Regions from separate parts of the Homo sapiens genome. Here region 2 is linked to region 1. Evidence: read pairs that join two places in POLR2A ChIA-PET (ENCODE). Cell type or tissue: MCF 10A. All regions are shown on one strand. Each heading gives the region's core, and the rest is flanking DNA. Links, peaks and the distances in the headings are about the cores only.

Region 1 (7,016 bases), core at 248-2,747:
TCCTAAGTGATTTTACACACACACACACACACACACACACACACACACACACACACACACACTCCCTCACTCAGTCCTTATAAAAACCCACTGATAGGCCGGGTGCGGTGGCTCATACCTGTAATCCCAGCAACTTTGGGAGGCTGAAGCAGGCAGATCACTTGAGGTCAGGAGTTCGAGATCACCCTGGCCAACATGGTGAAACCTCATCTCTACTAAAAATACAAAAATTAACCAAGCATGGTGGCAGGTGCCTGTAATCCTAGCTACTCAAGAGGCTGAGACAGGAAAATCACTTGAACCTGGTAGGTGGATGTTGCAGTGTGCCGAGATCGTGCCACCACACTCCAGCCTGAGCAACAGAGTGAGACTCTATCTAAAAAAAAAAAAAAAAAAATTAAAAACCCAATGAGGTGGCTACTGTTATCATCCCCATTTTACGGATGAGGACATGGGTACATAGAGATTAAGTAACTTGCCAAAGATCTCACAACTGGTAAGTGGCAGAGCAAAATTTGAAAACAAACAATCTGGTTCCAGAAACTGTACTTTTAACCTCATGATAGCTTCCTGAGGAATTTATGATCTGAGTATATATAGTAAGTACCTCCCCTTTCAGGGTAAGGCAGTAGGTAATGGTGAACAGGGAAGCAAAAGGTGACTCAGGTTGAGTAAACAACACCAAGCATATCTGACTCAAGGAATGCTTCAGAGGCCAGGGGTGCATGCCTGTAATCCCAGCACCTTGGAAGGCTGACACAGGAGGATCACTGGAGCCCAAGTTCAAGACCAGCCTGCACAACATGACAAAACCCTCTCTTTACAGAAAATACCAAAATTAGGTGGGCTTTGTGGCGCATGCCTGTAGTTCCAGCTACTTGGGAGGCTGAGAGTTGGGAGAATCACTTGAGCCTGGGAGGTCGAGGCTGCAGTGAGCTGTGATCGTGCCACTGCACTCCATCCTAGGCAATAGAGTGAGACTCTGTCTCAAAAAAAAAAAAAAAAGAAAAAGAAAAAGAAGAAAAAAAGGAATGCTTCAGTCTGCTCCAAAGAAAAGAATGGAGTAATGTGAAGTATTAAATGTAGCAAGATGCCACTGCAGTAGCTCACACCTGTAATCCCAGCACTTTGGGAGGCTGAGATGGGAGGATCACTTGAGCCCAGGAGTTCAAGACCAGCCTGGGCAACATAGTGAGACCCCATCTCTTAAAAAAATAATAAAAAGTAAATAAAAATAAATGTAGCAAGAAATTAGAAATCTTTATGAACAGATGGCAATCCAGTTTAATGTTATGTGCATGGCCACAACCCTTATTCCACTACATCCTCCTTTCACATATATATTATGAAGGTTAATGAATACAATCATTGTGATAACATTTCTTTTCTCCCTTTCTCCCTCCTCTGGTAGAGTACTCACATAAAGGCTGCATTCACAATTGAGGTTAGAACTTGTCTAGGCATGTCTAGTGAGCAATGGGAGGAGTCTGCTAGGAAAGTACTTTCAGAATACTGGAAACCTTAGGGAGAAAACTCCTCCTGAAGGTAGAAAATTGCAGAAATTATAATAAAGCCTCAGCTGCTATAGGAGAAGGATAGCTTTAGTACTTTTGGTAGGGAAGCAGTGTAGCAGCAAATTTTAAGAGATATATGAGAGGTATTTAAGTGGATCATGCCTGTAGGTCATTTAGTAGTAGTATGCAATCAATAAATATTCATTATTACTTGTGTGACAGTGCTTACCCCACACTGTCCTTTATAGAAACATATTTGCAGAGACCTGGGGAGAAAATGCAAACATGCCAGAGGGCTTCATAAGACCATACATACCCTTTAATGACTCCATTAAGTGTTATCAACAAATGTTAGTAATAATAAATATAGTTATTATCATTATTGTTCTTATTACAGCCTCATTTTATGTTATTACTGATTTTTTAATGGGGTCAGTGAGAAAATAAGACTTCATTCTCAAAATATTCAAATGTCTAGTCAGATCCTGGCAGCAGCTGCAGCGGCTCTCCTTGCCATCTCCTTTTCACTTCTGGAAACATGGGCTCCCATGTGGCTGTCTTTGATGATGTCATCAAGGTGTTCAGTGACATGAAAGTGTGCAAGTCTTCAACACTAGAAAAGGTGAAGAAGCGCAAGAAGTTGCTGCTCTTCTGCCTGAGTGAGTACAAGAAGTACATCATCCTTGCGGAGGCCAAGAAGATCCTGGTAAGTAATGTGGACCAAACCATTGATGATCCCTATGCCACTTTTGTCAAGATGCTGACAGTAAGGACTGCCGCTACGCCCCTTATGACGCCACCAAGGACAGCAAGAAGAAGGACCTGGTGTTTATCTTCTGGGCCTCTGAGTCTGCATCCATTAAGAGCAAAATGATCTATGCCAGCTCCAAAGACGTCATCAAGAAGCAGCTAGGGGTCAGCACTGTCGTCTTCTTGGAGGGCAAACTTTGTGATCCCCTCCAGCGCCCTTCCTGGAGAATCTACTAGTCCCAGACCTGCCCTCAGGGATTGCAGGCTGCCCCCTTCCTGCCAGACTGGAGGGCCTGGGGGAATCCCAGCAGAGGGAAGGCACTCCCTTCACCCCAATTGCCAAACAGCCCCCCAACTCCCTGGATTTTCCTCCTCTCTCCATCCCTGACAGTTCTGGCCTTCCCAAACTGCTTGGATCTTCTGATTCCTCTTGGGTTGAAGCAGACCAAGTTCTCCCAGGAACCCCAGTTGGGGAAGGCCTATATATATATTTTAAAAACAACCCCACTCTCCACCTGTTCCTCCACCTTCCCATGCTACAACTTCTAACCACAACAGTGACTCTGTGCCTGTCTGTTTAGTTCTGTGTATAAATGGAATGTTGTGAAGATGGCCCCTTCCCATGCCAGCTGGTTCCTCTCCCTTGGTTATGGCCGCTAATGGAAACCGGACTAGTGAGCGACCTTTAATTTTTAAAAAAAGAAAATACAATAAAATAATACTCAAATGTTTAAGCAGATTTCCCAAAACAGAGTAGAATAGAATTCATATGAATAAGCAAACAATTTAATTGTTACTACTGGCATTATGTTATGGATTTTGCTTTCCTACAGAAAATAACTCCACAACTGATTTTATTAGTATAGAATTAATTTCTTGCTAAGAGTCATTTTTGCTTATCTCACCATTGGATATTTGCAAAGTCACTAATATTTCTTTTATCCATCATTCATATGTAAGTAAATATGTACCTTACTTCCTCTTTCCAGGCAAGTAGAGGTTCCAAATATAGCCATGTGTCACATAACAGGGATTTGTTCTGATAAACGAATCCATAGACAATTTTGTCTTTGTGCAAACATGATAAAGTGTACTTGCACAAACCTAGATGGTGTAGCCCACTACACACCTAAGCTATGTGGTATAGCCTGTTGCTTCTAGGCTACAAACATGTACAGCATGTTACTATACTGAGTACTGTAGGCAAGTGTAACATAATGGTCAGTATTTGTGTATCTAAACATACCTAAATATAGAAAAGGTACAGTAAAAATATGGTATAAAAGATAAATGGTATACCTGTATAAGGCATTTACCATGAATGGAGCTTGCAGGACTGGAAGTTGCTCTGGGTGAGTCAATGAGTGAGTGGTGAGTCACTGTGAAAGCCTAGGACATTATTGTACACTACTGTAAACTGCATAAACACTGCACACTAGGCTACAATTTATGAAAAAATTTCTTCAATAATAAGCTATTAAATAACATAAAGTTGTAAATAATAATAAATTATGATTACATATCAACAATATTTTCTTTATATCCTATAAGCTTTTTTCTATTTTTAAATTAATTTCTTAAAATTTTTTAAACTTATTTTGTTAAAAACTAAGACACAAACACCCATGTAAGCACAGGCCTACACATGGTGAGGATCATCAGTATCGGTGTCTTCCACATCCACATTTTGTCCACTGGAAGCTCTTCAGAGTTAGTAACATACACGGAGCTGTCGTCTGCTGTGATATTGAAGCTGTTTTCTGGAATACCTCCTGAAGAACCTGCCTGAGGCTGTTTTACAGTTAACTAAAAAAAAATAAGTAGAAGGAGTACACTCTAAAATAACAATTAAAAGTATGGTATAGTAAATACATAAAGTGGTAACAGTTGTTTATTATCATTATCAAGTATTACATAGTGTACATAATTGAATGTGCTATACTTTTATATGACTGGTAGTGCAGTAAGTTTGCTTGCACCAGCATCACCGCAAACTGTGAGTAATGCATTACTCCATGACGTTAGGATGGCTAGGTTCACAAGGCGATAGGAATTTTTCAGCTCCATTATAATCATGGGACTGCCTTGGTATATGCGGGCTGTTGTTGACAGAAACGTCATTATGTCACGCAAGACTAGATAATGAGGGAATCCTTTTCCTCCTAATTGGTTATTTGAGCTGTTTAATCTCCCTTCCACTCCCAGCAAGTGTAGTCATTAAAATACCTTACATAACTATGGAGCCTTCATGATTAGAACTGCGATATGATGATGTTACATACCCACTCAGGGTTCTCTGCTTCAGGGCCAAAGTTTGGGCAATGTCACACCTATTGTACTTTTTGGATGGGTTTCTCTGTCATGAGAGGAATGGGAAATGAAAGAAGGATGAGCCCAATGTAATTCTGAGAATCAGATTTAACTAGTATCTGATAAAGCTTGCAAAATTTCCATGTTGATAAGTTGATCTAATTTATTTGTTTAACCTGCTGTATAATGTTTTATCATATGAAAATATCACATTTGATTTATCTATATGGAACATTTAGATTCTAATTTTTTGCTGTTTTAAATAATATTTCCATGAATTTCCCTATATGTTTCTGCTTTCAATATATGAAAGTTTTGCTAGAGTAGGGGTCTTTAAACTTTTTTGTTAGCTTATCCCACAAACAATTTGGAAAAACTTTTCCTCTATACACATGGTAGAGTTAGAATTGAACTTTTTTATTCTAAGTTTAAGTAGGTGGAAAGGAAGTAATTTCCTAGTTATGTAACTTTTTTTTTTTTTTTTTTGGAGACAGAGTTTTTGCTCTTGTTGCCCAGGCTGGAGTACGATGGCGCAATCTTGGCTCACTGCAACCTCCACCTCCCGGGTTCATGCGATTCTCTCCTGCCTCAGTCTCCCGAGTAGCTAGGATTACAAACACCCGCCACCACGCCCTGCTAATTTTTTTTTTTTTTGTATTTTTAGTAGAGACAGGGTTTCACCTGTATTTTTAGTAGAGACGGGTTTTCACCATGTTGGCCAGGCTGGTCTCGAACTCCTGACCTCAGGTGATCCACCCGCCTCGGCCTCCCAAAGTGTTGGGAGTACAGGCGTGAGCCACCATGCCTGGCCTATGTAACATTTAAAGTAGAATTCTTAAGTGTATCCAATATTCATAAATACCATAGTAATTTGTTGCCATTGCCCATCAAAACATTAAAAAAACGAACAAGCATTTTTTACAATGGGAAATTTTACATCATTCTTTTTTCTCTTTGAACTTGAATTTTTTTTCCAATTCTGATACAGATTTTTATTTGGATGTAATATATATTATGTGTGAATATCTTTTATTGATGATGACTGTATCATATTTCCATGCAACAAATTTTATAAAAATTTAAATTGTGTTAAATTTTCTGGACCATAATGCTCCTCAGTGTTAAAAATTATTCCAAATTATCATTAATATTTTTGTATAATCAAATAAATACTTTTAAATTTTGATAATTATTAAATATAAAAAAATCAACTGGGCTTAAAAAATTGGTTTATATATCACAAATGAATTTTATATATTCCTAGAAGGAGACAAGTTCAGCATTAGATCATTTATCCCTAGTTTTTGCTTTTATGTTGTAAACATTGAGTAATATTATTCACATAAGTAGATGGTGAGTGAAAGGAAGTGTTTTAGCAGTGTTACTCATTTATTTGAAAGCTTCCCAAATTATATGTCATACATCACTTAGTGATCTTATTTGTAATGATTTTTCAATGAATAGTTTCAATAGGTTCTCCTTCAATTTACCAGAAAAAAAATTAATGTTAAACAGGTTAACTTTTAAAAGGGTTTGTTGGTAAAATTATTCAGCTACTTAGCAGCAATATCATTATTGCAGATGATCTCTTTAGCTCCTTGCAGGTTTTTACACTTTCAGGCAGTACATCGTTTCAGCATTCAGATGGAGAGGGGTATTCTGTTCTCTTTTAAAGTGGGATAAAGGGCACTGTGAAAGGGGAAATGGGGACAAGGAACTACTAGGTCCACTTGACTACACTAGTTCTGAGGCACATCAGATTTAGGAGAAAGTGTATATGGAAGTTATGGAATTGATTCTCTTGAAACTAAGAACCTTATTTCTCCTATTTGAAGACCACTACTCTGATGTTTATACCCAAAAGTGGAATTGCTTGTGTTGGAGTCTCCTAAGCTGTGTAACTGTTTCACTGAAGTCACATCACTGAGGACATTGCTGTGCCTCTCAAGGACTCAGGAACAGTCCCTCTGTCCATATATGTAAGTCATAGCAATCTTCTATATTTGGGAAAAATCCCTTGGTCGCCTTATTTAAATAACTGGTGAGCAATGAGTAGTAATCCATCAGTGTTCTATGAGACACCAAATTTCTTTCTATAATGTGGCTTTTGACAACTTCTGGAAGTATTTTTATTCATGATTCTCACATTTCTTTCTTTAAAGGGCATCATTAGTCTACCATCAACCAAGATGTTATACAAAGACAGCATCGTAATTCATTTACATTGAGTGCCCTAAAGCACAAATGCCTTTAAGGCCTTCTTTACTCTCTATTAATTGCAAAATAAACAGATGTCTACTGGAGAAGGTTATTAGAAATAATTTGTGCAGTTTGGGAGAACTAGGGGTCAGGATTCCTTGACTCAGCTTCTGAAACAAACTCAAGCCCACTAAACCACCAAGGTAACTACATCCAGAAATCTGCAAACCAGAAAATGTTTGC
Region 2 (2,500 bases), core at 1-2,500, 540 kb after region 1:
AGTTCAGAGACTTTCTCAAGGTCAAACACTGGTAAATGAATTAACCATTATTTAGATGGTTAACAATGATATAGATAGTACTGTAGTTATAATTCCCATTTTACACATGAAAAAACTTAGGCTCAGAGAGGCTAAGTAATTCCTCAAAGCCACACAACCTAGGCTTTGCAGCCAGGAAGATGAGATTAAATCATGCTTAATTCCCTTACCAGTGTATGACCTTGGGAAAGGCTGTGAACTTCAATTTCTCTACACTATAAATTGAAAATTATAGTACTGACTATATCATAGGGTTGATTTCAATATTAGATTAATTACTATATAGAAAGCACTTAGAACAACTATAGCTCTAGTGTGGAGTAGTCAGAAATGGCCTGGAAGTTCATTTTTAGTAAAGAGATTAATAAAATAGTTTATTATGTACCAGGAGTTGATGGAGAACAGTTCCCAATTCAGCTGTCAATTTGAGCTTTTCGCTTATGAAATCTATGCTATTGAGTTGACGTTTGTTAAGGAAAAGAACCTAATGTCTGATAAACAGGCAAAAATTAACTATTACATTTAAATGTGACTATTGCAGATGTACTAAGTAGTTGAGAAAGCCAGTTGGGGTCATACTCACTTAGGCTTACACCTAGCTTTGCCTCCTTGTTAGCTGTGTGACCTTGGTCAAATCACTTAACCTTTCTGAGCTGAGGTACCCTCCTCTATAAAATGTGGATTTTAAGTAGGCTATTATAGAGGATGATGTGAGGATTTTAAAAGACCATGCATCAAAAGTACCTAAGATGAAGCCTGATTTAAGAATGAGCTCAGCAAATGCTAGCTCATTTCCTTGGATTAGCCTTTCTACACTGACCCAAGGCTTGCAAGGCAAAGCAAAACTAAATAAAAGCAAAATGAAGTTAAAAAGCCCAAACAAATAAAAACCAATTTGTTAATTGGGTGTTGGTGGATAAAAAGACTCTGAAAGTACATCCAGTCAAATTTGAATTTCAGGTAAACTATGAAATTATTTGTAGTATAAGTATATAAGTATGTAGTGTAAGTATCCCAAGCATTGCATGGGATATACTTACACTCACTAAATTCTTCACTGTTTATTCAAAATTCCAATTTAACTGGATGTCAGGTATTTCTATTTATTAAACCCGGCAGCCTAGACATGGTAGAATTTAGTAAGCCCAGACATGACAGACTCCTGAATAGCCAAGGCACAGAATTCAAAAGAGTCAAATGTGTTTCCAACTTGCTAACTGCAAAAGCATCAAGGAAAAGGTTGACCCCACCCTCTCTGTCTCTGCCAAGCAAAGAGCCCAGATGGGAAACCCCAGGTGAGTGATTTAGCCTCCTGTGCATACTCTATGGGATCCTGGTGCAGAGGTTGCTGGGAAAACCGTGGCAGCCTGCCCTAGGTTTTCCTTCGGGTGGGGCCCTGTGGTTATGGTGTGGTGACTCTTTGTCACGGTGCCCCTGCCACGCCCTGCTTAGTCCACCTGGTGGTTGGGGGTAGGGGAGAAGAGAAGTTACAGGCAGAAAAAAAGGACTTATCAATGTAACATATTTCTTAGGTGGTTTGTGCATTGCTGTTTGGGCTTGCAAAACTTTAATTATTACTTTGATGCAGAGTGGCTGCAGATTGTCACTGCCAGGCCTGATTTAATAGCCTGCTTGCACAAAGTCCGACAGAGATTGCTTTTGTTGCACTTTCTAACAGCTCGTGATGGTGGCTTTTTTACGTTAAGGAGGAAACTCTGTGGTTAAACTGTAGCCTAGGTATTTTTAGAGCCGTTACCATGTTAACCGAAATTTCGTACATTTCACCTGCAGGATATGCAGTCGTGCTTAGGGCCTTCCTTAAACTCTAACAAAAAATATAATTTAACAGTTGTTAATACTGTGCTTAGGACCAACTCCATGTTATCAGAAAAGCTACTGACCAAATACTGGACTGCTAAGAATCCTTTTTTTGGATGGGTGGTACTGTGCCATTAGAGAGTATTTTTTTTTCCTTGATATAAAACGAGTTGAAGGAACATAACCAAAAGGCTAAAATTGGTTAGTTCTAAAGGTCAGAGCCTGAAGGCAGTGACCCATTTGTTAATCATTAAGCTTTTCTAAGCCGTCTCTGACAGAATTCTGGCTTTCTGCCACTTCTCTGGTCATTTTAAACTGCAAATTCTTGTACTGTTTCAGTTTTTAAGTAGGTTTCAAAGGTTATGAGAAAGGCATAACTTGTTAGCTATTTTTCCTTATCAAACGTCTTTAGGGTTTTGGAAGGCAGAGCTGTTCTGTGTTAAGAGAATCCTCACAGCATACCCAGCCATACAGCATTTAAAGATGGACTCTTGGGTCCTCTGAAAAGGGTGGATTTCTAGCTATCATTCCCATGTTACTTAGTTTCCATAGATAAGCAGGATGTGAGGGCTGAGGACACCCACTTAGCCATTAGGTATTAGTTCCCAAATCACTGCTATCTCAGGGTAGTTGTCTCCAATAA

Evidence for each region. Peaks named below come from ENCODE experiments on the same cell type or tissue, not always from the same donor. Only the 100,000 strongest peaks of a DNase experiment are listed, where the experiment ranks them.
Region 2: POLR2A ChIA-PET joins it to region 1 with 11 read pairs; 9 of 35 experiments call an interaction of 5 or more read pairs at or near these places.

The regions. Positions count from the first base shown.
Region 1 is chr10:87,841,818-87,848,833 of GRCh38, forward strand. It overlaps the pseudogene CFL1P1. Among named protein-coding and RNA genes, the nearest start is that of KLLN, 18 kb to the right of the region's middle. RefSeq lists an enhancer at 835-2,034. In MCF 10A, for the core only: no CTCF peak of the experiment used is centred there; DNase peaks (open chromatin) are centred at 664 and 1,454.
Region 2 is chr10:88,384,299-88,386,798 of GRCh38, forward strand. All of the region lies in intron 4 of RNLS (renalase, FAD dependent amine oxidase), which reads right to left. Among named protein-coding and RNA genes, the nearest start is that of RNLS, 200 kb to the right of the region's middle. In MCF 10A, for the core only: no CTCF peak of the experiment used is centred there; a DNase peak (open chromatin) is centred at 1,393.